3 separate regions of the Homo sapiens genome follow, and regions 2 and 3 are each linked to region 1. Evidence: chromatin loops called from intact Hi-C (ENCODE). Cell type or tissue: GM12878. All regions are shown on one strand. Links, peaks and the distances in the headings refer to the core of each region. The heading gives the core; the rest is flanking DNA. Region 1 holds the start of LOC105374458 (a long non-coding RNA gene). Region 2 overlaps LOC105374459 (a long non-coding RNA gene). Region 3 overlaps LINC01317 (long intergenic non-protein coding RNA 1317).

Evidence for each region. Hi-C counts contacts between places; a loop is a spot of excess contacts. Peaks named below come from ENCODE experiments on the same cell type or tissue, not always from the same donor. Only the 100,000 strongest peaks of a DNase experiment are listed, where the experiment ranks them.
Region 2: it touches region 1 in a loop (2.5-fold over the local background); 1 of 110 quality-filtered maps calls a loop at or near these places.
Region 3: it touches region 1 in a loop (2.4-fold over the local background); 1 of 110 quality-filtered maps calls a loop at or near these places.

What each region holds. Positions count from the first base shown.
Region 1 is chr2:34,732,573-34,743,032 of GRCh38, forward strand. LOC105374458 (a long non-coding RNA gene) reads right to left here and starts at 4,895. Exons shown (of 6, transcript XR_007086277.1): 1 at 4,545-4,895; 2 at 2,403-2,535. LOC124907752 (a long non-coding RNA gene) reads left to right here. Exons shown (of 2, transcript XR_007086279.1): 2 at 4,749-5,659. In GM12878, for the core only: a CTCF peak has its summit at 6,306 (motif pointing left); no DNase peak of the experiment used is centred there.
Region 2 is chr2:34,591,958-34,602,417 of GRCh38, forward strand. It overlaps LOC105374459 (a long non-coding RNA gene), which reads right to left. Exons shown (of 6, transcript XR_001739398.2): 4 at 10,346-10,402; 5 at 7,336-7,710; 6 at 6,113-6,184. Among named protein-coding and RNA genes, the nearest start is that of LINC01320, 80 kb to the right of the region's middle. In GM12878, for the core only: no CTCF peak of the experiment used is centred there; no DNase peak of the experiment used is centred there.
Region 3 is chr2:34,261,360-34,271,819 of GRCh38, forward strand. All of the region lies in intron 4 of LINC01317 (long intergenic non-protein coding RNA 1317), which reads left to right. Among named protein-coding and RNA genes, the nearest start is that of LINC01318, 200 kb to the left of the region's middle. In GM12878, for the core only: no CTCF peak of the experiment used is centred there; a DNase peak (open chromatin) is centred at 5,962.

The DNA of each region.
Region 1 (10,460 bases), core at 4,234-8,233:
CTATTAGAAGTCGTGGGTCGCGGAAGGGAACCATGGACCCCAGTGACTAGTGTTCAACTCGATTAGGACGAACCCAGGCACTTAGGCCTGCAGGAACAATGGCAAGCCTTTAACTTGATGTGGAGCAGCAATGGGCGCCTCGCTGGATTAGGAGCACAGTGGGCACCCTGCTGGATCCAGAGGGATGGAAGTCAGCAGAGTGTCTGCCACGGCGTCAAAACAGCAGTGGTGCACTGCCAGCGAAAGCTCAGTTCGAGCTGTAACAAACACGTACCAGTAGAGTATTAAATCTTGCAGTTGCAAGATTTAATAGAGTGAAACAGGGTGAAAACAGAGCTCCCATACAAGGAGGGGACCCAAATGGGGTTGCCGTTGCTGGCTCGAATGCCTGGGTTTATATCCTGATCATTGTCCCTACCGCTGTGCTCTCAGGCAATAGATGATTGGCTATTTCTTTACCTCCTGTTTTTGCCTAATTAGCATTTGGTGAGCTCTCTGATTGGTCAGGTGTGAGCTCAGTTGCAAGCCCCGTGTTTAAAGGTTGATGCGATCACCTTCCCAGCTAGGCTTAGGGATTCTTAGTCGACCTAGGAAATCCAGCTAGTCCTGTCTCTCACTAACAGAGACTTAACATTAACGGTTGGGACTTCCTTGTTTCTCTCACTTTTTTCCTTTCCTTTCCTTTTTTTAAAAAAAATTTTCTTTCTCTTCTTTCCCTCCCTCCCTCCCTCCTTCCCTCCCTCCCTTCCTTCCTTCCTTTCGTTCCCCTTCTGTTTTTTCTTTGTTTTTTTTTCTTTTAATTCTATCAAGTCTTTAGATTGTTTTTCCAGTAGATCCTTAATTTATTTGTTGAAATGAAGAAAGTGGAAGTCAAGCATTTGCTTTCACCTAAGCTACACTCTCTGCTTCTAGGGAATAGTGCTGGAGATCATCACCTTTATATCTCCTTACATGGGGGCAGCTTTTCCAAGAGGAGTTAAGAAACTATTTCACAAAGCATATCAAATTAATCTTCTCAATATCCTTCCAGTTAGCTTATGCCTGGTCGCTTTTCCAAGAAAGCTTCGGATATAAATATCACTCATTTCTATTTGCCTAAACCTTGTGTTTTTTAATTGCCTTTTTGAACTTAAGTGGTTTAATAAATATTCTCCATTTTAAGAAACAATTTTATTCAAGCTCATTAAATATTCTGCATTTGCTTAAATAAAATATGTCACCTAAAAGTTGAAAGCATAGGAGCAAATATATAAATTATTACTTGTATGTTTATAATCCAAATAAAACATCTTCAACAAGAGGTATATAACAGGGTTTTTTAAACCTTGGCATTATTGCCTTTTGAACTAGATAATTCTTTGTTGTGGGGGACTGTCCTTATACTGTAGGATATTTAGCAAGATTCCTGGCTTCTATCCACTAGATGCTAACCAGTTGCAACAACCTAAAATGTCTCCAGATATTGTCAAATGTCCATGAGTGAGAGCACTGGAGGTGTAAAGTTGTATCAGTTGAGAACCACTGGGCATATATTGCAAATAGTCTTTTGTATGCTCTTAACTTTTGATAAAATATCACAGTCCTCCTTAGAGTAACTCACTATCCACAGGGCAAAACTGTTTACATGTAATGTAGCTGTTAATCAATATGGGCTTTAGGCAAGTCTATGCTGAATAAGACTCTGTGGGCTAATTCAATGGTTTTAGGTTTCATAATGACAGAGAAACTAACATGTTTTTGGTATGGTTGAGCCAATTTAGTTACTAAAGAGTCAACAAATTATCTTGATAGGACAAATTGGGTCAATAATTCTACAATAATTTTTTTAGTGTTTTGACATTAAATTCGGGGAGAATACACTAAATAAGAAAGAAGAGTCATATAGCTTAGTTAGAGTTTAATTTTAAGATTATTCTTTAGCTGTTTCATCTGTTTTATTCATTGTTGAAAAAGAAACAATTATCTGGTGAATTTCAATCCTGTAAAAATTCTTTGGGATGAATTTTGCCTAAAAAGGCATTACATATTTTCTATAGTTCTCAGGTTTCGGTTTGTGATGTTTTTGAGAAATACTTAAATTCTGAAACTCTTACAGCCCTCTTCTGACTAGCCTTGGGGCAACTTCAGTAGTAGGAACATTCTAGATGTAAATTAAAACATTTTAGCAAGGTAAAGCTATTCAAAATAATGACTCAGTTTGGCAGTCAGAAAGTAATTCTCCTGGAAGCATTCACACTGGGGTATTCACCAGCAAATGAGAAACACTTAACTAGAAGATTGAAAGGGAAGAATGAAATCATTGTTTCCAATTCTCAGCAGCTTTCACTTCTATTCTTCCTTAACTAGTCAGTTCACAAATTGTTGTGAGAGAATATAGTTTAGGTTAAATCTTCAAGTCTTACCTGTAGTGTTATTTAAGTGATCTTGGTATATGTAATAAACACACAATTGAGCAGCTAATTGTTGCAGCATAACTCCAATCCAATTGCACATTCACTTTCAGGTGCCACAGGGTCTTCTAAGCCCTGGTGAATGCTGTAAAGCAAATACATCTCATTTATCTCTTTGCATATTCCACAAATTTTACCATATAACCTATATGTAGGAACTCTCATTCCATACTTATCTTTAGTCTGTGTATAGAGACAGAATATTGACCGAGAATAGAAAAATAAGGCTGGTTAGATTACCTTTGTCAAGCTTATGCTACACCCTAATGGGGTTCAGGACACACTATCCCAAAATGTAGCTAGACAATGAGTTCTCTGAGAGCAGGATCCACCTATTTGGTTGTAATAGTTTTGTTTCTATAAATGTTGAATGAGTGGATCGATTTATCAAAATAGAGTTTATGAACATAAAAAATTGCCTTATGCAACCAAGTTTGATAATAACAACATGACCTTGATATTAAACTGAAAAAAGGCATCTTCCAGTCTCTACTATTACCACCTCTCCCCAACTATTATAGCCATTCAAATCTCTAACCAGGCTGAATATTAAATAAAATGGTTTACCATCTGATGTTAAGGTATAAAGATAAGATTTTTTTTTTTCTGAATTAAAAAAAATAGTCCAAAGAAGAAGGAAGAAGAAAGGGGATATAATGAGAATGTAAGTATCCAAGAAATATTGACTGTTTTGATTTATGTAATGAAATTAAAAAGTCGAAAGCCAGTTTTAAAGCATTTCAAAGTAATATCACAGAAATTAATTTGAAGGATACATTTAATGTTTTGAATCATAACCTGTCAAGCCTGGCATGCATTTTAACTGAGTTTTAAAAAAAAGCATTCTGACGCTATTGTATGGACATTAGAGTTTTAAATACAACAGAACTACCTAAGAAATAATGATACAATAGAAATCAGTTTCCTGGCTGTAATAAAGTATTTCAGTTGAAATCATGATAAATGTTAAAGGAAATATTTTGATTATTTAAATAACAAAATTGGCTGTTTGTAAAACCTGGTTAAACCTGATAACTTCTAGAACAATATTTCTGATTTTAACTCCATTCTGCTTTCCTTAATTTTGTACAGACACACACATGCACATAAGTTTATTAAATTTTCACAAACTGAACACCCCTGTGCAACCAATACCTGGATCTAAAAAGAGAACATTTTCAACCCACCAAAAGCCCTCATTATGCCTTTTTATCTGTACCTGCCCTCCAAAGTAATTACTAATTATTATGCACTTAAATGATAAGGGCTGTAGAGATATGGATGGGGCACCAAGAGCTTCTGCTACAGTTTACTCCTTGCCCTAACCAGATCCCCGCTTGTCTGGTATTAAGTTTAATCTATCACTGTTTCTTCATGTGGCAGTTGGTCAGTGTTTCACTGAAAAAAACACAATAGAAGAGGTGGGACTATAGTCAGCACTGCTTCATTGATTCTGAAGCTGAAATTTATATTTAGTATTTCTCCACCTCTTTCTCCAATTTTACATTCCCTTCATTCTCAACCAGCCCTCTCACTGTTATGGGTTGCCTATCCAGTAGATAAATATAGAATTTAATCATTCAGAAGTCTGTGCCACTGGATAGCATATCCTTATAAGGCCATCCTTGCTATAATTACCCATTAACAGATATCACTCAACATGGTAACTTAAGAAAGAAAGAATAGCATGCCCTTGTAAGGCCATGCTTTCTATAATTACCCATTAACAGATATCACTCAACATGGTAACTGTCAGGCCTCTGAGTCTAAGCTAAGCCATCGTATCCCCTGTGACATGCACGTATACATCCAGATGGCCTGAAGCAACTGAAGATCCACAAAAGAAGTGAAAATAGCCTTAACTGATGACATTCCACCATTGTGATTTGTTCCTGCCCCACCCTAACTGATACGATATATTCTCCCCTGCCCTTAAGAAGGTACTTTGTAATATTTTCCCCACCCTTGAGAATGTACTTTGTACGCCTATCCCAAATCTATAAGAACTAATGATAATCCCACCACCCTTTGCTGACTCCTTTTTTGGACTCAGCCCACCTGCGCCCAGGTGAAATAAACAGCCTTGTTGCTCACACAAAGCCTGTTTGGTGGACTCTCTTCACATGGACGCGCATGACAGTAACACCAGGAGATTCCCCAAGGACTATCTTAAAGTTTAGACATAATTCTTCTTAACCCCATCAGGTAGTAGCATTCCTAGCTCTTGATGATAATCAAGTTCTATTATTCTTGCTAATATAGTAACTTTGTTTGTTTTGCTTGCTGGTCTTTTGGCAGGAGAAGCGTCAGATAATTAGGCAGCAGTCCAACAATTAGGTTTTGTGGAACTTTTACTATGTCATCTATTTATTGGAATTCCCCCTGGATACCAGGACCCCCTCCAGCAGAGCTTAAAGTTATAGTTACAGGAAGTACAAATTCCTTATGTGGATCCCTGGAAGTGTGATGAGAAGAACCACTGTTTCCAAGATCTATTTATTCTATTTATCAGGCCTATAAAATCATGTAATGGCCATGGCTTCAACTAGACTCCACATCTTGAATCACAGAACTCAACGAATGGCATCAACTACAAGCTGGTATTCTGCTATACATTTAAGAGGCCATTTTAATATTCTATTAGTCTAGCAGCTTCTAAGTGATGAGGGATATGGGGGGACTGGAGGATCCCGTGCTCACTTCCTTTTCTGTAAAAGGAGCTCTTTGATCCAAGGTGACATGGTATGGGATCCAATGACAATAAATCAGTTATTCTGTGAACCCTGATCAAAACTTGACTAAACTTTTGACAGTTAGGTTTTTTCCTGACCACAGACTCCTCACCTTTCTTTTCTTAGAAAATTTACATTGGAAAACAGATGTAAATTTTCTCCAGCCTCTTGCAAGGTTTACAGTCCAGGACTTTGAGGTCCTGGGAGTCATCCTTTTGAAATACAATCATCAAAGAAGATAGTGCTCCAATCTCCTAGTCTCTGTGGGAGGGTTGGAACCTAACTTCAGTAAACTAATCACCAATTAGCAAACACAGAGGGGCTGATCATACTGACCCACTTTCCCACTAAAATGTCTAGTACTTTCCACCAGCTCACCACAGTGCTTAAAAACTCTCCTGTCTTTTGTTTTACTAGAGTTGAGTCCAATCTCTTTCATCTATTGCAATAGTGTTGAATAAAGTCTTCCTTGCCTAACTTGTCATGTGTATTTTTTCTCTGACTGCCTTCAGAGAGTGTTATTGTCCAAGACACTGAAAAATAGAAACACAACCTTCATCTAGAAAATGCAAGAATCTCAGTAAAGATGAATCATTGTTCTGCCACCATGGAAGGCAGCTAGTTGTAGTCAATTAGCCAAAAAGTACCTGGTTGGTTTCCTTGAGGGGATGGCATGCGTATTAATCTGGATCCAGTCAGGACATAGAAATCATAGCAACAATTTAAACAAGAAAAATTAATGTAAGGTATTATTAACTACTAACAGGAGTGAAAGAGTGTTGTACATGTAAGACTGAGAGAGCAAGAACAAGGAAGGAATAAGAACTTAGAAGAGACACCATCCCCCAGCCTGAGAATCAGATCTTATTAGAAAGAGTGTTGCTACCCCAAAAATATGCAAAAGATCAGTGGGGAAGAAGTTTGCTGGAACATGTGGGCTTGGATTGTTGGGTAGAAAAGTCGTGTGGGGTGGTCAAAAAATTACTACAGAGTGTTTGCCACTAGGTCTCTGGCACACTAATTTCCTAGTAGCTACATCACAGGAAAACAAAAGTACACCAGTACCAAGGAGAGAAGCCCCTTCCTCTTACTATAACCTTTCAATGTCCTTCCATTGCCCCCTGTTGACAAAGCTTAACATTGCACCAGCTGGCAAAGGAGAAATGTTCACGGGATTAAGGGCCAGTATCACAGATCAGGTCAAAGAAAGGTGAACTAGGAGTTTACAGACAATAAATTAATAACCAGTGTCATATCAAGGGGTCAGTGTTGGTCTAAATTTCTGACTGGTCACACATTCAGTAGCAGCACTGGCCGCTTAGTGAGAAGGAGCCCATAGTGAAGGTCCCACTTGTGGCCTGACTTTCTCCAATGCTGGCAACTACAATTGTGGGATTATATGCAAGCACTGGAGTGGCTGAAGTCAAAGGGTGGCTAGCCACTGTTAGATGAGTCTTTCTAACCTAGTTGTCTGTGCTTTCTCTGTGATGAATGTTGGTGGGCACCGCCATGAGACACAAAAATCCTCACATTTTATTTACTTTCTCATAGTAAAATCTGCATACTTTTCTTCAAATGTCTGCTCTTCCAGTCTTACTCTGTACTGTTTTTTTTTTTCTTTTTGACTGAGTCTCATTCTCTCATAAGGCTGGAGTGCAGTGGTGCAATCTCAGTTCACAGCAACCTCTGCCTCCTGGGTTCAAGTGATTCTCCTACCTCAGCCTCCCAAGTAGCTGGGACTACGGGCATGTGCCACCACGCCCAGCTAATTTTTTTGTATTTTTAGTAGAGACGGGGTTTCACCATGTTGGCCAGGATGGTCCCGATCTCCTGACCTTGTGATCTGTCCACCTCGGCCTCCCAAAGTGCTGGGATTACAGGCATGAGCCACCGCACCCAGCTGGTTCTTGACGAAGAAACTAGGTCTTTCATCTCTGCCCCAAAATTTATTAATACCCTCAGTGCAAGCGTCTTCTTCTACGTCAAAGTGATAACCTAAAGCTTTGTTCAAAATTCTGTCCATTAGTAAGATTTTCCCTCAATGCTGTTTTCTGAAGCCATTTCTATTTTTGGCTGGTATCAATACATTGGTTTATAGTAACTAGCCTCTTCATAAATCTGGGCCAGATTTACGTCCACAGGCTGGACATAAGGAATTCCATATGAAGTCATAGCTGTGAGCTGAGGATGAGATACTGGAACAACAGAATTTGGTACTTGGAGTCTTGGTCACCTCTTTTTGTAACTTACTTGTCATCTCTGAATTCATGTCTCTGAATTCTGATTAGGCTGTAGGCCTAATTTTTGTCATTGCTATCATATGGTGGATTTATATTGTGCCTATACAACTTCATTATTTGATAGGTTGATAATTCCCAATTTATAATTAGTAGCACCAATAATATCCTTAATAGTCACTTGATATACTGGCACTGGACACTTAGTCCCTTTGAGGTTAAGCTATAAGTTAATAACCAAATACTTATCAGTCAACTTTTTTTTAAACTGTGATTATGAAGATAAGCTCCATAAAGAGAAAAGCTAAGTCTGTCTCATATACTAAGCCTAGTCATCATGAATATTAAAGTTAGGCACATAGTAGGTGTTCAGTAAATATTTGTTGAGTAAATACATCCTAGAGTAACTTCATGGAATTATTTGATGATGAGAGATTTAAATCAGTGCCATAAGTCAGCCGATAACAGGTAATACTTTTTCAATTAGACAATATAAGCATAGCTCAGAATTCAGGTTGTCCTATTTTGCAGCAGCATCAGGAGAAGAGGAGGAACAAGGAAATGAGGAAGAAGAGGAAAAGGAGGAAGAGGAAAAGGAGAAGATAGTATTTTTCGTATCTAAAACTAAGATTTCAACATGCCGTATTCACAGTGTTCAAAGGGTGATACCAGTCAGTGTGGGAGAAGGAGGAGTGTGCTTATTATTTTATCTAGATGTCACTGCTATTTTTTATGAATCAACTTGCTACTTTATTAGAATATGAAATATTTCTTTTGTCTTAAATTTATATATGCTGGTGCAAAACTTCTTGAGAATTATAAAATGGCTATGACCAACTGTAGAGTCATTTTCAGAATCTATAGCTTGCGATTCCAGAAATGAAATGCTATTAAACATTAGCAATTAAAGATGCAGTTGTCGTTACTGACCTAAATTCACCAGTTGTAGTGATACTAACATAAAGATTTACAACATTTTTATGAAACATTAATAATCTGTGACTATGTCAAGGTGGGGCTGGGAGATAAAAGGCAAATACCCTTTCCATTTCACTTATGAAGCTGCTTTACAAGGTTTCAATTAGATCTTTCTTTTTACCCCTGAGAGAAACTAACAAATCTATTGCATTAATTATGGTTTCAAGACAGGATCATGACAGCCAAAATTATAAAATTACAGTCATTGCAGTTGTGTAGGCTCTACTTCTCTCATTCTGTGTGCCTGTAGAGTTGGAATGTAACTTTACAACTGATATCTTAAGAGGCAGTGCAAATGCAGAACAAATATGCTGTGCAGAGCGAGAGAAAGAGAAGTGATAAAGCCAAAGAACATTGTCTGATTAATCAAACAAATCATTGAATGTGGCTTATAATATTTAAAATGCAAGACTTTAATCCATCGATTACCATTTGAAGTATATTCATGTTTTTAAAGAACAGAACACGATTATATTTCAATATATAATTTCTGTACAGCCAAAAAATAAAACACCACAGTAAAATAATGGGAGAAACATAATATTTAAAATGCTTGACAAAATGTTAACATCCTTAATCATAAATGAGCTCTTAGTAACAAAGAGATTAACTTTACAAGGGAAATGAAAAAGAAAAAGAGGAAAATGAAATAGCACAAATGACTTATAAGGTTATGTAAAGATGATATAGCCTAATGTTAATAGATAAAAGGCAATTTCATTATAAATTATATTATCAATGCTTACAAATATTGATACCTAATGTTTGTATGGCTGTAGGAAATGAGGAATTCTCAAATACTGGGAAAATTTACTCCTGTCATGAGAAATTTAGTCAAAATATAGATTTTGCATATTCTTTGCCCTGGCAGTTTCAATCCATAGGAATCATTCCAACAAAGTAGTTGGATGAATTTATATATATATATATATATATATAATATATATATTTTTATATAATATAATATATATTATATAAAAATATTTTTATATAATATAAAATTATATTTTATATAATATAAAATTATATATATATATACACATGAATGTTTACTACATAGAAAATGTGTAAGTGATATATCATCTGCCGAGTAACCACTTAAGTATCAACTGGTTTATAAAATAAGAGATTGGGAGGTGGAATTAGAAAGAAAAAAGGCACTTAAGTAAAAATACTAGATTTCACAACATTCTATGTCCTTTGAATTCTTAAAAAAGATCATGTTTTAATGAATCAGTTTTATGTTTACCCTGCGATAAGTAAAAATTATAAATATATGCATTTTATACTTAGGAAAGCACTGAGATGAAACCCTTTTAATTCCACCATCCTGTCTCCTTTGTTCAATAATGTATATTCATGCTTCTATCAAATTCAGTTTTAGTTTTTCATGTGTATGCATATATGCTTGTATACACACATGCATACATAGAGTGGGAAAGAGCTATCTCTGAATATATATTGTTGTATTTGTGTGTGTTTATATGTGTGTTTGCATATGAATGTTTGTATGTGTGTGTGCATGTAGGTGTAGCTAGAAAGAAAGAAATGGGAACTTTTAACTATGAGTCCACAGAACTGTCCCAAATCACAATACAGCTATTTGAAAATAGAAAGGATTGGCATGGTCATTTATTATTTCCCTTAACATTTTTTTAATCTAAAAACTAATTGAATGCCTCTTCTGAAAAATATATTATGCCAATAATATACCTTATGACTAAGGCAGTCAGCAGGGTAAATTTCCAGATTATTATTTAAAAAGCTATTGTCTGTAGAAAAGAAAAGCCATGCATAAAAATCTTATCTCTTTTGATATGGGTAGTATGTTAAAGAACACTGTCACAGCATTTCCTAAATCTAGAAAATAAAATTTGTTGGAAATATCCGTATTTTAGGATATTGTCTAAAAACATGATTAAAGTTTTAAAATGGAATGTATCAAGTGATCCAGAGCCACTTAGGTAACTAGCTAATGCCATAGATGAAAAGCACTTGCAGGCAGAGATAACTAGTTGTGAGCTGATTTTATATATTCAAAAGGAATGATTTTATTTTTGATG
Region 2 (10,460 bases), core at 3,050-7,049, 140 kb before region 1:
TGCATGTCACCTTTATATCACTTCATACTACATAATCACATACATAATAACCTGTATAAGTGTTCTGAGAGGAGGAAACACATCCCATGCTTGTATCATGCAATAGAAGAATTCATAGCAGAATACTACATACAGAACTTACACAAAAAAAGTTGTTCAGTGAATGTTTGCTAAGTTGCAAAAAGTTTCCAGTTTTGTTGTGCCAATCTTTTAATAACTATATCATCAAAAGACTTGATGTAATCACATTATACTCAGACATGCTAAGTTTAAATTACTAACCAGATTTCCATTTTCATTGTCATGTCATTTACTTGGGCTTTCAATCTTCTTGATGTAAAGTAAAGTTATGGAAGAAATTTCAATATGTGGATGAATATTTCTAAAACATTTGAACAAAAAATCCATTTAAAAATGTATCCAACTGGAAAAAGGCATTTTCTGTTTAACTCAAAAAGTAGTTAAGTGTTGAATATTCAGATGACATAGATCCAATCCTCAGCTTTCAAACATTGAAGACAGTTTTATAACACTAAATTTAGCAGCTAAACAAAGCAAAACACCAAAACTTTATTTGTCAAGCTCATGTACTCATAGTATATGCTGAAAATCTAGTCCCTTTCTAGCTTCTTTATGAAAAGAGTTCTGTCTCTGCTCTCCATCATTGGCCTAGGAAGAGTACAAATATTCTCATCAACTGCATTCTTCTTTCAGACTCAAGTGTGAGTGACTCTTTTACACATTCAGTGGTCAGAATTTATAAGAAGTCTGGGATAGGGGATTTAATGCAGCTGCCAGAGGAAATGTTGCTTTGGCCTTGCTGTGGCCCCAAAGATTAGCACGCAGCATATGGTTTCTGCTTTTTGCAGCATAGCAGGTGAGGTGACCATAAAAGGGATTATGTTAATGGGAAGAATCATTTCATAAAGTAAACAATCACTTTATTCATTGTGTAGTCTCCGAATTCACATGTTCACAGTCATTTAATTAACATTTAGTGAGAACCCATTGGGTATAAAATAATATGCTACACATTGGGCATGCTTTTGGGGGTAACAGGTGAGCAAATACAGAAAGAATCACAATCTATTCATATTTTTTTTTCTTTAGGCTTATTAAAAACTAGTTTAAAAATAAAGTTGGCCAGGTACAGTGGCTCACAACTGTAATCTCAGCATTTTGGGAGGCTGAGGCGGGAGGATCACCTGAGCTCAGGAGTTTGAGACTGGCCTGACCAACATGGCGAAAGCCTGTCTCTACTAAAAATACAAAAAAATTTAGCAGGCCTTGGTGACGTGTGCCTGTAGTCCCAGCTACTCGGGAGGCTGAGGCAGGAGAATCGCTTGAACATGGGAGATGGAAATTGCAGTGAACCAAAATCATACCACTGCACTCCAGCCTGGGCAACAGAGTGAGACTCTGTCTCAAGAAAAAAAAAATGTCAAACAGACGTATTTATTTCCTTTCTTTAAAAAAAAAAACAACAAAAAACTAAGGAGTTTTTGTTTGTTTTTGCTTAAGGCATCATGGACTAGACTGGACTGGGGAGAATGATTTCCATCAGTTGAACATGAGACCTTGGAAAAGTCATTTTACCACTTGTATTCAATACATTTATAAAATGAGAGTTTGACTAGAACATCTCTAAGGTGACTTATACCTCTCAAGTTCTATAAATGAGCCTGTGCTGTTCATCCCATTGCCCCACCAGTATGCCAATTTAATATCATGACTACAATAACATTAGCAGAGAATGGCCAAATATTTATCCTTAAGTGCACTTGTCACAGTGTTGCTGAATACATTGGGCTATCCTGAACCTGGAAATGTAGGTAGGGGCTAAGGGACAGTTCAACTATATTATTTTTTTACAAAGAAAACACAGGTAGAGTAAATTATCTGGACACAGAACAATTCTGTTATGTGATTGACAGTGAGCAAATTAAGGAATTCTTTCCACCAGTTTAAGACACTCAACATAGATTTGCTATATTGACAGACTTTGACTGCACATGTGTTAAGTGGTGTACTTCCCAAACTATGTTCCAAAGAATCTTACTGTTCCTCAAGATGTTTTTAAATATTTTCTTTGGGTCTAGAATTCTTTGCTCAAATAATTTTGGAAACTCTTTAGGCTACTCTTAACCTTTGGGAGATTTACAATAACGCGTATTGACTGACTAAAGGTTCTGAAAGTGCTTCAATCAAGAAAGCACAGATTCTCAAACCTGCATAACCACAGTAACTTTTTTCTATGGAGAGCCTAACCGTGGCTCAAGGTTTTCAGATTCAGAAATGCTAATTTCCAGGAATGTTTTCCTGTTGGTTAAATTTTCCAAAGATTTCACTGTAGTTAAAATATTCAAGTTATGATTTATAGTCCTTTGGATATATACCCAGTAATGGGATGGCTGGGTCAAATGGTATTTCTAGTTCTAGATCCCTGAGGAATCGCCACACTGACTTCCACAATGGTTGAACTAGTTTACAGTCCCACCAACAGTGTAAAAGTGTTCCTATTTCTCCACATCCTCTCCAGCACCTGTTGTTTCCTGACTTTTTAATGATCGCCATTCTAACTGGCGTGAGATGGTATCTCATTGTGGTTTTGATTTGCATTTCTCTGATGGCCAGTGATGATGAGCATTTTTTCATGTGTTTTTTTGGCTGCATAAATGTCTTCTTTTGAGAAGTGTCTGTTCATGTCCTTCGCCCACTTTTTGATGGGGTTGTTTTTTTCTTGTAAATTTGTTGGAGTTCATTGTAAATCATGCTGCTATAAAGACACATGCACACGTATGTTTATTGCGGCATTATTCACAATAGCAAAGACTTGGAACCAACCCAAATGTCCAACAATGATAGACTGGATTAAGAAAATGTGGCACATATACACCATGGAATACTACGCAGCCATAAAAAATGATGAGTTCATGTCCTTTGTAGGGACATGGATGAAATTGGAAATCATCATTCTCAGTAAACTATCGCAAGAACAAAAAACCAAACACCGCATATTCTCACTCATAGGTGGGAATTAAACAAAGAGATCACATGGACACAGGAAGGGGAATATCACACTCCGGGGACTGTTGTGGGGTGGGGGGAGGGGGGAGGGATAGCATTGGGAGATATACCTAATGCTAGATGACGAGTTAGTGGGTGCAGTGCACCAGCATGGCACATGTATACATATGTAACTAACCTGCACAATGTGCACATGTACCCTAAAACTTAAAGTATAATAAAAAAAAAAAAGCAAGCAAGAAAAAAAAATATTCAAGTTATGTTGTTTCTGCATTTTTCCTTTGACACCTTGTTGTATGTCATTTCATTATTTATGGCTCAATTTTTTGTGAACACATTTTGTCTATTTTCTGGCTGTTTTCTCAGCTTTTTTATTTTTAAGCCTCTCATCTGCAGCCATATTTTTTGTTCTAACTTTTCCTATTAGACAGTTCTGAGATTTTTGAAAGAGTATACTTTATACTCTTCACATTTAATTTCTGCTTTAATGTTTAGTATTTTAATTCATGGGGTAGGGGGCAATTGGAGGTATTTGGAGTACAACACAGTATTTTTTCTTTGTACCTAGAGAAGTCCCAGAGATGGGTAAAATTAACTATTCCTACTCCATAATTTATAGAAAAAAGAAATGCAGTACAGCTATGCAAAGAATTGCTCCTCAAGAGAGAGACATGCACTTTCTCTTCTATCAGTCACTTTCCTAAGCTCTCGAGATTGACTATCCCCAGAAAGATGATCTTCACAGCTGATTCCAGCTCCTTTGGATTCCCCTTAGTCGTTCCTTCAGAATGGACTTATTTTATGTTACTTTCTCAGCTGTTCTCTGTGTTTTTGGCTTGTTACCTCATAAGAGTATAAACTCCTTGTGGGGAGGTACTGTACATATTTTTACATGTTTGCACGTCCAGAATATTTTTGTTTTCATTCATGAGTTTTAAATAAATATCAGAACACCTGAAGGAATAAAAAGAAATGTGTTTCTACTTGAATTAGATCTCTAATTTACAAACTGAAGATCTGAAGTAACATGGAAATTTGAGGGGCAGGAAAAGCTACCCTCTACAGAAATAACATTCTACACTGAGAGGAATATGACTAAGAGAAAAGGTTTCACATCTCCTGATAATAATTATTCTAGGTTATTTGTATTAACTGTGTCTCATGAGATGTGCCTCACAGGAGTCAAAGGCAAAATCATCCCCATTTCACAAGCGCTAAGGGATTTGCTTAAGGGATCAAAGCAAAGCTTCAATGTAAAGGCCTATCTTCTTCCAATGGCTGTGACCTATCACTGTCCTATGCTGGTGGAAGGGCTGGGCTCTCTGATTCAGATAGCAGTACTTTCTATACATAACAGGGCTTAACTAGCCAATATTTATGGATATATATTGAGAAGCTTTGTAATTTTCAGATGAGAATTGTGGAGGAATATAAAGTCAACAGCAAACACTGGTTATTCTTTCTTCTTTTTCCCCCTGTCAAATAAGTGATTTTATTTAAGCCTGACTAGATGTCACTGTGTGAATTGGGTGATACTGAATTTCATTTCTACAATAAGTTTTTGATATGAAGTGACCAATTATAACTCAGACTGGACTATTTTTCTTGAAATGGCTATAATACCAATAGCTTATTATAGTGGATGAAGAAGGTTAAAGAGAGGATAAAGGAAAAAGAAATTTAAATAAGACTGGATGTATGCGCTGAATTCCATGCAATCTAAACTCCAGATATTAGGAAGTAAATTTCAGTAAATCTAGCTGATTTTTTATCTGACAGTCCACTTCAAAATCTGATATTGACTACAGCTTGCTTCTCTGTGCTCGGATGCTTTTACTGACTTTTCTATTCAGTGCCTTGTGATGCAGTACCAAAATGATTGGCTCAGTATATTTTCCCTTTGGGATTATTGTTGGAATCTTGGAAATCTTACAGATGCATTTATTACATTTCCAAAATTTTAGTGCTTGCTTAACCAACCAGGGGTTTGCTGCTTTATGTAGTGGGGTTCAGGGGAAGAAAATAACTTACTGAAGGTAATACAGATAGTTTCAAAGTTATATCGTAGCTTCTGTTAATGGAGCTTATAACCCCAGAGAAAAGTCTACTATTAAAACGATTTGGGCCAGCATGCAAGAGTGTGGTAATGACTTCTGTGGCTACAGTGGTGGTTGCTATTTGTTATTGTTCTTCTCTTTGTTGTTTTCTGTAAATTTGCTAATTCCCACTGCTACTACCGCACCCTCCACATACATTTTTTTCTTGAAATTTTTTAAAAAGCTTTCTGTGTTATTTTCTATACATAGCATGTTATGAGTTGATTTATTCTGACAAATACAAAAGCATGGCTCTAACTCATTTTAAATATGTAATGGTTATTTTTAAGCCAATCTTGAAACAATGTGAGATTTTATCTTTTATTTTATGTGGCTGACGAAACTCTACTTTTAGAGATCACACAGGTTTTACTTCATCTTTATCTCTGTCTTCCTTTTCTTGTTTTTCCTTATATTAACCTGCTCCCAAATCTGAGGCTTTATTTTATATATTTTTAAATACTCTCAGCAAATTTTTAACAGATTATTGAACATATAGTGATTGTTCTCTATTCTAAAGGGTCATATGTATGAAGGAGTAAAATACTGTAAGAAGTAGGTAAGAAAAATGAGATTTGATTATTTTGCCTGAAGGAAATTTACACTCAACCAGAACTATTGTACAATCATTTTCTATGTTTTTTTACTACCTTCTGAAAGCAGTCCTATGAGATATGTCAGCAGCCTCATGGCTCGATATACAAGTGAGGGAATAGAGGTTTAGAAAAATTAAATAACTGTCTCAAGTTCACAGAGCTATTGGGTAATGTGCACTGTAGTAATCAGGATAGGGTAGGATATGCCGTAGGCATGGAACATCCCTGAAATCTTGCTGGCTTAAAACAGCAAGTTTAATTCTCACTTATGTTCCAGCCCCGTGTATTTTGGACTACCCTCCCATCTTATGATGATACTACCTGGAACACACAGCCTCCAAGGACACATTGGCAGAGGAAGAGGAAGATGGCAGAGACACAAACAGGTGCTTACCTTTTTGATGTGAAAGCAGTGCATTTCATAATCCTTTGAACTGGACCCATAGCTACCGCCAGGGCTCCCACCTAACCAAAAGGGAGGGAACACACATAGAAAATTCAATAAGTCCTAAGTATTTCTGCCATGAAAAGAAACAAATTAAATTTAGTTTGTTGAAGTTCCAAACCTCTTTTCACAGCATCACAGTATGCTTTCTCTAATAATTTCCATTTCAGTCAACAATGAAATTATTTTTCAGAATTCCTTTAACAAATGAAAACCAGAGGCTTCTATCTCATAAATATGACTAAGCAAATATACAGACATGCACACACATATAAATGGTAATTATAATATACATGGAATTTTGTACAGTGTTTATTTTATTAGCCTAACATTTAATAATGAATCATTTTCTATGTCTTATTCTCCAAGAATACATTTGAATGGATGTACCATAATTCATCAAAAGATTTCTCTACTGTTGCAAATTTAAGTTGTTTCAACATTTTGATGATTATAAGTAAGACTGATTAAGTGTGTTTCCTGTTCTCTTCCTTAATTTCACTATATTTACTTCAGATAGATTTCTTGAATGAGAATTCTTGAGTCAAAGGATATTAAGAAATTTAAGGCTTTTTAAAAATCTTACAAAATTGTTTTCCAGAAATGTTGTATTGATATGCACTTTATTAGGTGTGCGTGAGGGAATACCTATCAATCACTTTTTCTCAGATATATATATTTGAATATATATATATCTTCAAGTATTTTTTAGACAGTTTTGCTCTGTTGCCCAGGCTGGAGTGCAGTGATACTATCTTGGCTCACTGTAACCTCTGCCTCCTAGGTTCAAGTGATTCTCATGCCTCAGCCACCCGAGTAGCTGGGATTACAGGTGTGTGCCACCATGCCTTGCTAATTTTTTTATTTTTAGTAAAGACAGGGTTTCGTCATTTGAGCCAAGCTGGTCTTACACTCCTGACCTCAGGTGATCCACCCGTCTCAGCCTCCCAAAGTGCTGGGATTACAGGCATGAGCCACCATGCCCACCTGGAATTTTGTATTTACTTGGTAATTATTTGGAGGTGGGCCTCAATTCTTGTTCTCCTGTAACTGAATCATCATTTTGTCCTTCTGTGAAGAAAGGTAACTTATTTTCTTTATCATTAGCTTTTATTAACTCACAGCTATATTCCAAAATTATAGTCTTCCCTTGTTCTTACAATTTTCATACCTGCTTCAGAGACTGAGAGTAGTCCTGGATCTTTTTATTTTTGTTATTTATTCCATCAGTTCCTTCATTCATATCAATCATTCAGCAAGGGCTTATATTTTTCCTCGTCTCTTATTACATTCTTTTCCCCTTATCTGCCCTTGCAAATGAAATTCCAGATGGCAAAAAGTGCAGAAATGGAGGAAATCCGAAGTTAAGAAAATAACAATACAAGAGGAATACTGCTGCAATGAGAGTCATTAGGTCTTTATGTTTGAATGCAAGTGCATTGAGAATCTTCCAAATAAATTCCATGTAGAGTGGAACTAAATAATGGGGTAAAACATCCATGACTGGATCAGCAATTTGCTTCTCCTGGTATCCAGTTAAATAGCCCTGTGAAAACAAGGTTACTGGTTCAACCTTTATAAGACACTGACAGTGGAAATACTTCTCCGGAATATCAAGCTCATAAGGATGGTTCCTATATCAGGAAACTGACCTCTGCTTTATTCTAGGAGCTATATTACCAGCCTCCTACCTTCTGTTTTTCCATTTGTTTTATTTAATCAGCATAAATGCAGCTTACCATACCTGTTCTATTGATTTTTGTAACAGATTTTAGTAGTACCCACAGACTGAAGCAAAGACAGTTCCCTCTTAACCTTTGATTGATGTATTCTTTTACCACACATGACAAAGTGATAGATGCACTTAGTTAACTTTCTCCAAAATCATTAACGCCATACTCACTGGTTGGCTACTCAGGGGTTGGTTAAGTAGCTGTCATGCATTTGCTACCTGAAACACTGCAATACTGAATAAGGAGCCCATTAATTTTCTTTCAAGATCAACTCCAAAGGGTAGGTATGAAATGCATAGTTAGGAAAGAAGTGGAATAATATACCATAGACTTCAGAGAGATACTGGGTACTACAAAATTACAACCTGAGCCTTAGATTAAAAAAGAGAAAGTAAATTGATTTTCTCTGAATTTATACTTGGGAAAATTGTTTAAAATGCTAACAAGTTTTCTAACAAGCCATAATTTAGCTGTTGAGTTCTCAGGTATACATAGGTAACCTCCAAGTTTTAATCTTGAACCCACCAATACACTCAAGCAGTAGATGACAAATTTTTGTTTTAAAAATCATTTTATATGAGACAGGAATGGAGAATATAGCAAATATAAAATTGAAATAGAAAGTAGTGCTTAAATAGTTACCAAAGGTACCTAACGAATAAATAATTATTCTCCAGAAAAATGGGGAAAAAATGTTACTGACCTAAAAAGTCATCTGTCTATTACTAATACTTTACTGAGGTAATTTAATAGTCCTCTTCTACATTTCATAACAGTATTACTCACATAGACTCTTTAACGTATAACTAGATTTTCCCTTATGGAATAAAAGGTATTGTCTGTCTTTAGCTTTGAATCCACAATAATTTGTCTACTATAGTTAATGAAGCAATAACTAAACTATAAGAACCAATCAATTGAATACCATGCCTCCCCAAAGGCTGAAAAACACTTACTTGCTTTTCTTCTTTCTCCCGGTTGTTATACCCAGGTAAAGAACAAAGAATCTTTTCCTGATATAGTATGTTTTATGTTCTTGGGAAGATTACCTTTATATAGTAACCTTACTCCTTGAACGGCACATAGGAAGTAGAAACAAACAAATAATGTCTTACATCTGTCTTATTATTCCGATAGAATCAGGTTTCCCACTGATTGACAAACAAAAACAACAGACACTTCTAAATAGCCAGGCTCTTCCCCCACAAAAAGTTAATACGGCCGGGTGCTGAGAATACACCTGTAATCTCAGCACTTTGGGAGGCCAAGGCAGGCGGATCACGAGGTCAAGATCATCCTGGCTAACATGGTGAAACCCCGTCTCTACTAAAAATACAAAAATTAGCCGGGTGTGGTGGCGGGCGCCTGTAGTCCCAGCTACTTGGGAGGCTGAGGCAGGAGAATGGCGTGAACCTGGGAGGCGGAGCTTGCAGTGAGCTGAGATCGTGCCACTGCACTCCAGCCTGGGCAATAGAGCGAGACTCCGTCTCAGAAAAAAAAAAAAAAAGAGTTAATACATGTTCAAGGAATCAAAAATGGAGAGGATCTAAAGGAGTGAGCTGGATTGCCCAGCTTTCTGTGGGGAAGAGGGACAAGGGGAGGGGACATTGCCTAGCCTGACCATGAAGAAGTTTGTAACTGATGGGGAAAATGACAGTCACATATTCTAAAAATAAATAGGTATTAAAAGATGTTCATCTGTCCATTCAACAAATATTTTGCATTGATTATATTTCACATGGAGTTCTAGAATCTGGGGAAGACAGTACACATGATAATAGAACTCATGTTCTACTGAGGTAAGAGACAGAATAAACATAGAAACAATTACAGAGTACAGGTTTTGAAACAGGTGCAGAGAAGGTAACAGAGACTCGATGTTGACTGGCACAGGGTAAACTGTAGATTATTTTTTTTAGACATAGTGGTTTAACAAGTGCTTCTCTCACAGGAAACGGGTTTTGAGCAGAAACCTGACTGATGAGGAAGAATGGGTTATTGAAAGACCTGATTGAAGAGTGGTCCAGGCAGAAGAACAGAAAGCTTAAAAGCCCAGAGTTGAAAACAAAGTTCAGGAATAGTAACAAATGGAACAATGGAGAGGAAATGTAGCTGGAGCTAATTATTGTGTGTGAGTGGGAAGGGACAAGGAGAGGATGAGAAATGCTCTATCAGAAATGATTTGTGATCATTTTGGCTGCCATAGTTTCCTAGTCATTTTAGCTAATATGTCATGTCACACTCAAATATCTCAGCTTTATGACCTGAGGTATTAGAATAATAATGTTGTATGTCTCTTATAAAACCATTCCCTTTTTATTGATTTTTGTTCCCAGAGATTATCATGGAGTTATTATGATTTCCATCTAATACTTCCTCATCTTACTGGATTATTGAACAATCAATACTGTTTGTCTACAGAGCAGAAGCCATCTTTATTTCTCTTACCTCTTTTTGGTAAAAACGAAGGAGGGATCACTCTTGCACTGGAAAACCAACAAATCACTGTGGAAACACAAGTAATAACATCGTGTTCTGTGATACATATGAGCAAACTACATTG
Region 3 (10,460 bases), core at 4,054-8,053, 470 kb before region 1:
CAATTTGAACTCAGCAAGAAGCCTCCTGACCAGAACTCTAGAAAGGGTGCGAATCCAGCATGCAGACTCCACAGGTGGAGGAAGAACCAAAGCCCTTTTCTTTCCCAGCTGGGAGGTGGGTAGCCTGGGGCAAGTTCTCAAGCCCTGATCGTCACTGCCTGGAAATAGACTCGGTGCTGTTGGGTGGGGTGACACCTTGGGAGTGAGACTGGCCCTTCCGATTGCATGGGAGCTGGGTAAGGCCTGTGACTGCCAGCTTTCCCCAACTTCCCTGATAACCTGCATGACTCAGCAGAGGCAGCCATAATCCTCCTAGTTATATAACTCTATTGATCTGGGAACCTCAGCCCCCATCCCTGACAGCAGCCGCAGCAAGATCTGCCCAGAGAGTCTGAGCTCATAGACGTCTAGCTCCGCCTGCACCTGATGTTCCTTCCCTACCCACCCTGGTAGGGGAAGACAAAGGGCATATACTCTTGGGAGTTCTGGGGCTCCACCCACCATCCATTCTCTATACTACCACTGCTGATGCTCTCTGGAAAGCGCCCCCTCCTGGCAGGAGGCCAACCAGCACAAAAATAGAACATTAAACCACCAAAGCTAAGAAGCCTCACAGAGTCCATTTCACCCCCGAGCCATGTCCACCAGAACAGGTGCTGGTATCCACAGCTGAGATACCCGTAGACAGTTCACAACACAGGACTCTATGCAGACAACTCTGAGTACCAGTCCAGAGTTGGGTAGACTTGCTGGGTGGCTAGACACAGAAGAGAGATAACAATCACTGCAGCTCAGTTCACAGGAATCCACATCTGTAGGAAAAGAGGGAGAGTACTATATCAAGGGAACATCCGGTGGGACAAAAGAATCTGAAAAACAGCCTTCAGCACTAGACCTTCCCTCTGACAAAGCCTAAGCAAATGAGAAGGAACCAGAACATTAACTTTGGTAATATGACAAAACAAGGCTCTTTAACCTCCCCCCAAAATCACACTAGTTCGCCAGCAATGGATCCAAACCAAGAAGAAATCCCTGATTTACCTGCAAAAGAATTCAGGAGGTTAGTTATTAAGTGAATCAGGGAGGCAGCAGAGAAAGGCAAAGCCCAAAGCAAACAAATCCAAAAAACGATGCAAGAAGTGAAGAAAGAAATATTCAAGGAAAAAGCATAAAGAAAAAATCCTCAGGAAACATTGGACACACTTATAGAAATGCAAAATGCTCTGGAAAGTCTCAGCAGCCTTGCTAGAGACCTAGATATCCAAATACAAGAAGCACAAAGAACATCTGGGAAATTCATCACAAAAAGGTCATCACCTAGGCACATTTTCATTGGGTTATCTAAAATTAAGAAGGAAAGAATCTTAAGAGCTGTGAGACAAAAGCAGCAGGTAACCTATATATGAAAACCTATCAGGTTAACAGCAGATTTCTCAGTAGGAACCCTACAAGCTAGAAGGGATTGGGGCCCTATCTTCAGCCTCCTCAAGCCAATTATCAGTCAAGAATTTTGTTTCCAGCAAAATTACGTATCACATATGAAGGGAAGATACAGTCTTTTTCAGACAAACAAATGCTGTGATAATTTGCCACTACCAAGCCCCCACTATAAGAACTGCTAAAAGGAGCTCTAAATCTTGAAACTAATCCTGGAAACACATCAAAACAGAACCTCTTTAAAGCATAAATCACACAAGACCTATAAAACAAAAATACAATTTAAAAAGCAAAAACAAAAAACAAAAACAAGTTACACAGGCAACAGAGAGCACAGTGAATGCAATGGTATCTCACATTTCAATACTAACATCAAATGTAAATGACCTAAATGCTCCACTTAACAGATACAGAACTGCAGAATGGATAAGAACTCACCAACCAACTATCTGTTGCCTTCAGGAGACTCACCTAACATATAAGAACTCACATAAACTTAAAGGGGTGGAAAAAGGCGTTTCATGCAAATGGACACCAAAAGTGAGCAGGGGTAGCTATTATATCAGACAAAACAAACTTTAAAACAGTAGCAATTAAAAGAGACAAAGAGGGACATTATATAATGGTAAAAGGCCTTGTCCAACAGGAAAATATCACAATCCTAAACATATATGCACTTAACACTGGAGATCCCAAATTTATAAAACAATTACTAATAGACCAAAGAAATGAGATAGACAGCAACACAATAATAGCAGGTGGCTTCAATAGTCCACTGACAGCACGAGACAGGTCATCAAGACAGAAAGTCAACAAATAAACAATGGATTTAAACTATACCTTGTAACAAACGGACTTAATATATATACAGAAAATCTCATCCAACAACTGCAAAATACACATTCTATTCAACAGCGCATGGAACTGTCTCCAAGATAGACCATATGATAGGCCACAAAATGAGCCTCAATAAATTTAAGAAAATTAAAATTATATCAAGCACTCTCTCAGATCACAGTGGAATAAAGCTGGAAATCAACTCTGAAAGGAACCTTCAAAACCATGCAAATACATGGAAATTAAATAACCTGCTCCTGAATCATCATTTGGGCAAAACCAAAATCAAGATGGAAATTTAAAAATTCTTAGAACTGAATGACAATAATGACACAACCTATCAAAACCTCTGGGATACAGCAAAGGAGGTGCTAAGAGAAAAGTTCATGGCCCTAAACGTCTACATCAAAAAGACTGAAAGAGCACAAACTGACATTCTAAGGTCGCACCTCAAGCAACTAGAGAAATGAGAACGAACCAAACCCAAACCCAGCAGAAGAAAGGAAATAACCAAGATCAGAGCAGAATTAAGTGAAATTGAAACAAAAGAAATACAAAAGATAAATGAAACAAAAAGCTGGTTCCTTGAAAAGATAAATAAAATTGACAGGCCATTAGCAAGATTAACCAAGAAAAGAAGAGAGAAAATCCAAATTACCTCATTAAGAAACAAAATGGAAATATTACAGCTGAAACAACAGAAATACAAAAGATCATTCAAGGCTGCTATGAATACCTTTACACATAAACTGGAAAATCTAAAAGAGATGGATAAATTCCTGGAAAAATAGAACCCTTCTAGCTTAAATCAGGAAGAATTAGATACCCTGAACAGACTAACAACAAGCAGTGAGATTGAAGTGGTAATTTAAAACTCACCAACCACAAAAAATTCCAGGACCAGATGGATTCACAGCAGAATTCTACCAGACATTCAAAGAAGAATTGGTACCAATCCCATTGGCACTATTTTACAAGATAAAGAGGGAACCCTCCCTAATTCATTCTGTGAAGCCAGCATCATCCCAATACCAAAACTAGGAAAGGACATAATCAAAAGAGAAATCTATAGACCCATATCCCTGATGGACACAGGCGCCAAAATCCTTAACAAAATACTAACTAACCAAATCCAAGAACATATGAAAAAGATAACTCACCATGGTCAATTGGATTTCATACCAGGGATGTAGAGATGGTTTAAGATATGCAAGTCAATAAATGTGACACACCATGTAAACAGAATTAAAAACAAAAATCACATGATCATCTCAATAAATGCAGAGAAAGCATTTGACAAATTCCAGCATCTCTTTATGATTAAAAATCTTAGCAAAATGTAATAAAAGCCATCTGTGACAAACCCCGCAGCCAATATAGTGATGGGAAAAAGCTGAAAGCATTTTTTCTGAGACCTGGAACAAGACAAGGATGCCTACTGTTACCACTCCTCTTCAACATAGTACTGGAAGTCCTAGCCAGAGCAATCAGATGGAGAAAGAAATAAAGGGCATCCAAATAGGTAAAGAGGAAGTCAAACTGTCAGTGTTTGCTCACAATATGATCGTTTACCTTGAGAACCCTGAAGACTCCTCCAGAAAGCTCCTAGAACTGATAAAATAATTCAGCAATGTTTCCAGATACAAGGTTAATGTACACAAATCAGTAGCTGTTCTGTACAGCAACAGTGACCAAGCAGAGAATATAATCAAGAACTCAACCCCCTTTACAATGGCTGCCAAAAAAAAAAAAACCCAAAAACAAGCAAACAAAAAAACTTAGAAATATACCTAACCCAGGAGGCAAAAGACTTCTACAAGGAAAACTACAAAACACTGCTGAAAGGGATTATAGGTGACACAAACAAATGGAAACACATCCCATGCTCATGGATGGGTAGAATCAATATTGTGTAAATGACCATATTGCTAAAAGCAACCTACAAATTCAATGCTATCCCCATCCATATACCACCATCATTCTTCACAAAATTAGAAAAAACAATTCTAAAATTCATGTGGAACAAAAAAAGAGCCTGCATAGCCAAACCAAGACTAAGCAAAGAGAACAAATCTGGAGGCATCACATTACCTGATTTCAAACTATACTATAAGGCCATAGTCAACCAAACAACATGGTATTGGTATAAAAATAGGCACACAGACCAATGGAACAGAATAGAGAACCCAGAAATAAAGCAAAATACCTGGCACATAATAGGTTTTTTAGTAAACATTTTTCAAATTAAATAGCTATTTAAGTAACATATGTATGAATAATTAAATAAGTGAATACAAAGTAACATACAATTCAGTTTGGGATGAATTGTACAGATAATAATTACTGTAGAAGATCAAAGAACTTGGTAAGAGAGTTTGGAAGGGAGGTTAAGGTAATTTCATTGGACCTTGAAAGACATCTCAATTATAAATAAGAAATGGCTTTCTCTTTGAGATAAGGAACCCGCATTTGAGAAAAGACAGAGACATAAATGAATATGAGTATTCTTAGAATAATGAAGAAATGTATCTTGAACTGAAAGCTCTCTTTGGAATTGTAATAAGTAACTTTTAATCAGTACTAGTGGCATGCTGGAGGGATTGAATTTATGAATGAATAGAATCAGGAAAACCTGTTATATTCTATGACAATGTAATAATAATCAGATAATATATTTAAGAACCAAGAGTTGAGAACCTAGGTTAAAGTACTAGCAGTTAAAATGGAAATCAAAAAGTAAATTAGAAATTTGTGGGAAATAGCACAAGGAGTAAAATATAGTTAAACCAATAAATATTTCTACCACCCTAGTCCCAGCCATCAAAAATTTCCCTGTCAGTGGTCTTTGACTTGGTCTCTCTAGTATTAGACTTTCATTGCTTTATCTCTCAGTCCCACATCAGCTCACGTTGCTATAATAACCCCTATTCAAAACCCTCAAATAGCTTCCCATTGGTTTAACAAATTAAATCCAAACTGTTAATACAGTCAACAAGGGCCTTTATGGTCTGGGCCAGAGTAATTCTCCAGATTCATTTCCCATCATTGCCCTGGCCCATGCTGCTCTGGCCACTTGGGCCTTCTTGCTGTGATGGGAATATGCCACCACTTTCTATCCTTGTGGTCTTAACCTAGAAGGCTTTTACCTAAAATATTTATGAGGCTGGCATCATCACTCCATTCAATGTTTAGTTCAAATGTTACTGCCCCAGGAAAGACTTATTTCATCACTCTATCAAAATTGATTAAAGTTCATATAGATTCACTTTCTATTCCCTTATCCTGATTTAATTTTCATCATAGATTTCTTCTTTCCATGGAAGCATGTTGTCGAGTTATTTATTGCCTTGCTGGTTATCTGAATCTTTCTCTACCTTTAGAACAAGGGTTTCAAACCCCCAGGCCATGGACTGGCACCTGTCCTTTGCCTGTTAGGAGCCAGGCCGCAGAGCCGGAGGTGAGCTGTGCTCACTGGCACATGACCACTTGAGCTCCGCCTTCTGTCAGATCAGCGGCGGCATTAGATTCTCACTGGAGCACAAACCCTATTATGTTCGTTAGGGAAGATGGCTTGTAGTTTTCTTTTCTCATTGTGCCTTTGTCAGGTTTTGGTATCAAGGTGATGCTGGCTTTGTAGAATGAGTTAGAGAGGAGCCCCTCCTCCTCAATTTTTTGGAATAGTTTCAATAGAATCGATACCAGTTCTTCCTTTGTATGTACAGTAAAATTTAGCTGTGAGTCCATTTGATCTGGGGCTTTTTTGGTGAGTAAGTTTATATACTACTGACTCATTTTCAGAACTCTATAATTATCTGTTCAAGGTTTCAATTTCTTCTCATTCAATCTCTGGAGGTTATGTGTTTTCAGGAATTTATTCATTTCCTCTAGATTTTCTAGTTTGTGTACATAGAGGTGTTCATAATAGTCTGTGAGGATCTTTTGTGCTTCTGTGGGATTGGTGTTAATGTCACCTTTGTCATTTCTGATGATGCTTATTTGGATCTTCTCTCTTTTCTCTTTGCTAATTTAGTTAGCAGTCTTGGTTTTGTTTTTCATTTCGAAGACATAACTTTTGATTTTATTGATTCTTTGTATACATTTTTGGGTCTCAATTTCATTCAGTTCTGATCTGATTTTAGTTATTTCTTTTCTTCTGCTAACTTTAGAGTTTGTTGTTCTAGTACCTCTAGGTGTGGTGTTAGATCATTAATTTGAAAATCTTTCTAACTTTTTGAGGTAGGCATTTAGTGCTATAGGCTTTCCTCTTAACACTGCTTTTGCTGCATCCCAGATATTTTTAATGTTGTGTCTCTGTTTTCATTTATTTCAAAGAATACTTATTTCTGCCTTAATTTAGTTATTCACCCAAATGTCACTGGGTTGTTTAATTTCCATGTAATTGGGTGTGGTGGCTCATGCCTGTAATTCCAGCACTTTGGGAGGCTGAGGCAGGTGGATTGCTTGAGTCCGGGAATTTGAGACCAGCCTGGGCAACGTGGTGAAACCCTGTCTCTATAAAAAATATAAAAATTAGTCAAGTGGTGGCATGTGCCTGTAGTGCCAGCTATTTGGGAAGCTGAGGTGGGAAGATTGCTTGGACTGGGGAAGTCAAGCCTGCAGTCATCTGTGATGATGCCACTGTACTCCAGCCTGGACGACAGAGCGAGACCCTGTCTGAATAATAATAATTATAATAATAATAATAATAAATAATAATAATAATATCCATGTAATTCTGAGATTTTGAGAGATCTTTTTAGTATTGAGCTCTATGTTTATTCCACTGTGGTCTGAGGGTATGTTGGCATTATATCAATTTTTTTGCATTTATTGAGACCTGCTTTTCGGCTGAGCATGTGGTTAATCTTAGAGTATGTTCCATGTGCAGGTGAGGATAATGTGTATTCTGTGGCTGACAGGTGGAGTGTTCTGTAGATGTCTATTAGGTCTGGTTGATCACGGGTCAAATTTAAGTCCAGGATTTCTTTGTTAGTTTTCTGCTTTGGTAATCTGTCAAATGCTATCAGTGAAGTGTTGAAGTCCTCCACTATTATTTTGTAGCTAAGTCTTTTCATAGGTCTAGAAGTTCTTGTTTTATTAATCTGGGTGCTGCAATGTTGGCTATGTATCTATAGAGGATAGTTAAGTATTCTTGTTGAATTGAACCCTTTAGCATTATACAGTGCCCTTTGTCCTTTTTAATTGTTGTTTGTTTAAAGTTTGTTTGATATAGGAGTAGTGACCACTGTTCTTTTTTGTTTTCCATTTGCATGATCGATCTTTCTCTACCCCTTTATTTTAAACCAATGGCTGTCGTTATATTTGAGATGGATCTCTCAAATACAACAGATGGGTGGGTCTTTTTTTTTTTAATTCCACCTTGCAACTCTGTGCCTTTTATTTGGGGGTGTTTAGCCATTTACATTCCTCATTAATATTGATACGTGACCTTTTGATCATATCATGAACTTGTTAGCTGGTTGCTTTATACTTTCTACTGTGTGGTTGCTTTTTAGGCTCTGTGGGCTATGTACTTATGTGAATATTTGCTTATTTTTTAAATCATCTGTTGATGGATGTTTGGGTTGGTTTTAGTTCCTAGCTTTTGTGAATAAAGTTTTTATAAACATTTATAAGTATTTATGTAAAAATACTTTTCTTGAAGAATATTTGCATTTCTCTTTAACACTATGAAAGGAATTGCTGAATCATATGGAAGGTGTATTTTTTAATGGGTAAGAAATTTCCAAACTGTTTCCCTAACTGGTTGTGGAATTTTACACCCCCATCCATAACAGTAATATGTAATAGTTTCAGTTATTCAAAATCTTTGTCAACACTTTGTATTGCCCTTTACTTTTAAAATTTTTATTATAGTGGGTGTAAAGTTATATATCATTGTGGTTTTAATTTGCATTTCCCTAATTAATGATATTGATCATCTTTAGTGTTTGCTTATTTACCATTTGTCTATTTTATTTTATAAAGTGCTTGTTCTAGCCAAGTCCCTATTTTTCTTGTTTTTGAACCACATGAGTTCTTTTTGTATGTGTATGTGTATGTATATACATATATATATTCTCAAATATATATCTCACAGTCTATGCCGTGTTAAAAATATCAAATAGCGTCTTCTGAAGACCAGATATTTTTTATTTTAATAGAGTCCAATTTTTCAATATATTTTTACAGTTTGAGTTTTGTGGTGCCATTTCTAATAATTTTCTACCTGCCTCAAATTATGAGGATTTTATGTTTCTCCTAAATATTTTTAATTTTTAGTTTTCATGTTTCACCTCATGACTCATTTTCAATTAATTTAATTTTCTTGGATGAGGTACTGTTTGGTATTCATTTATTTTTCATATAGAATTCTAGTTGTTTGTTCAAATGACAGGTATCTTCATTGAATTACTTTGGCAACTTGTCAAAAATCAGTTGATGACTTCTGGTTTAAGATCTGACATGTAAGGAGCATGGATGTTATTACTCTCCTGTCCTCACAATGAGAAAAAAAGCAAACAAAGTAAAAATTAATGACTTCTTCTAGATATCAGATAACTGAGGTCACAGAGCAAACCACCACTCTGGAAAGATGAGTGACCTGAATGCAATCACAGTTGAGATCAGCTAGAGTGAAGCAGAAACTCTTGGAGGCAGAAACAAGTGGTAACACTTCTATGGTAATTTTGAGGAATTGCTGGAGTCTGAGTGTAGACTAACTTGATGGTTAGAATTTCTGGGGGCCTAGTTTTGGAGAAAATATTAATAAATGTCCTTCACATCATTAATCATTAGAGAAATGCAGATTAAAACCACAATGAGATATAACTTTACACTCACTATAATAACAATTTTAAAACTAAAACAATTGACAATACCAAGTGTTGACAAAGGTTTTACTAGAGGTAAGACCCATGAAAGGATGAGACCCCCCAACCTCTTAAAACTAGGCCCCACTAGGTTCTCACAGAAAATATCAGAGAACAAAATCTCCTCTCTTTCGGGCAAGAAAAAGGTAAAATTAGACAGTTTTAAATACACCTAGAAAATTCTCCATAAAAATGCCTGCCTCCCAAAGGAAACCACTTTACCTGAATTTTATCTGACATGAAGCAAGGACAATTAGACAACTATAGCCTCCTCGAGCTTTTCTCTCTTACATAGAAGAAAGAAAAATGGCTAGTAAATGACTCTGGCCCACTAAAAAGCTGAGATTCAGTCATAAGATTATAGAATGCTTCTGTTTGTACCACATCAACAGGGCTCCAGTATAGCAGTAGATTACAGCTGACAGAACTGCAAGACACAGATTCAGTTTAAGAAGGAGGTCTGAGAGAAACCCCAAAACAACAGGAGGTAAAAAACAAGCAAACAAAAGAACAAAGAAACTAGACAAAACTGAAGACTCTTGCATCTACATTCACTGCAAACATTAAATACCACTAAGCTCCTAGCCAGGTGTAATGTAAAAACCTCACATTAAAAACTTAGTTAACTCAGTTTCTGCTAATTGACACATTATGTTCAGCTTTCAACAAAAAATTAAGTAAGGAGACGAAACAAGGATCAGAACTAGACTCAGGTATGACATAGATTTTAGAATTATCAGATAGAAAATTTACAATAACTATGATGAATACATTAAGGGTTCTAGTGGGAAGAGTTGACAATATTCCAGAATAGATGTGTGATATAAGCATTGGGAACAATGAAAACTCCACGAAGAAAATCAAAAGGAAATGCAAGAAATAAAAAGCACTGTAACAGAAATGAAGAATGCCTTGGATAGGTTCATCACTAGATTAGACATGACTCAGAAAACAATCAGTGAGCTTGAAGATATGTCAATAGAAACTTATCAACTGAAATGCACAGAGTAAAACAAACAAAAAGATCACTCCAAACCAGAACAGAATATCCAGGACCTGTAGGACCAATACAAAAGGTGTTACATACCAGTCATCGATATACCAGAAAGAGTAGAAAAACAGAAAAGAGAAGAAGAAATATTTAAAACACTAATGGCTGAGAATTGTCCAAAAATAATATTATTTATTACCAATGTACCACACTCATGCAAGATGTAAACAATAGGAGAACCTGTGTTTATAAGGCAGAAGGTGTATGAGAATTCTCTGTGCTGTCCTGTATTAGTTTTTTAAACAATATTTCTTTAAAGTTTT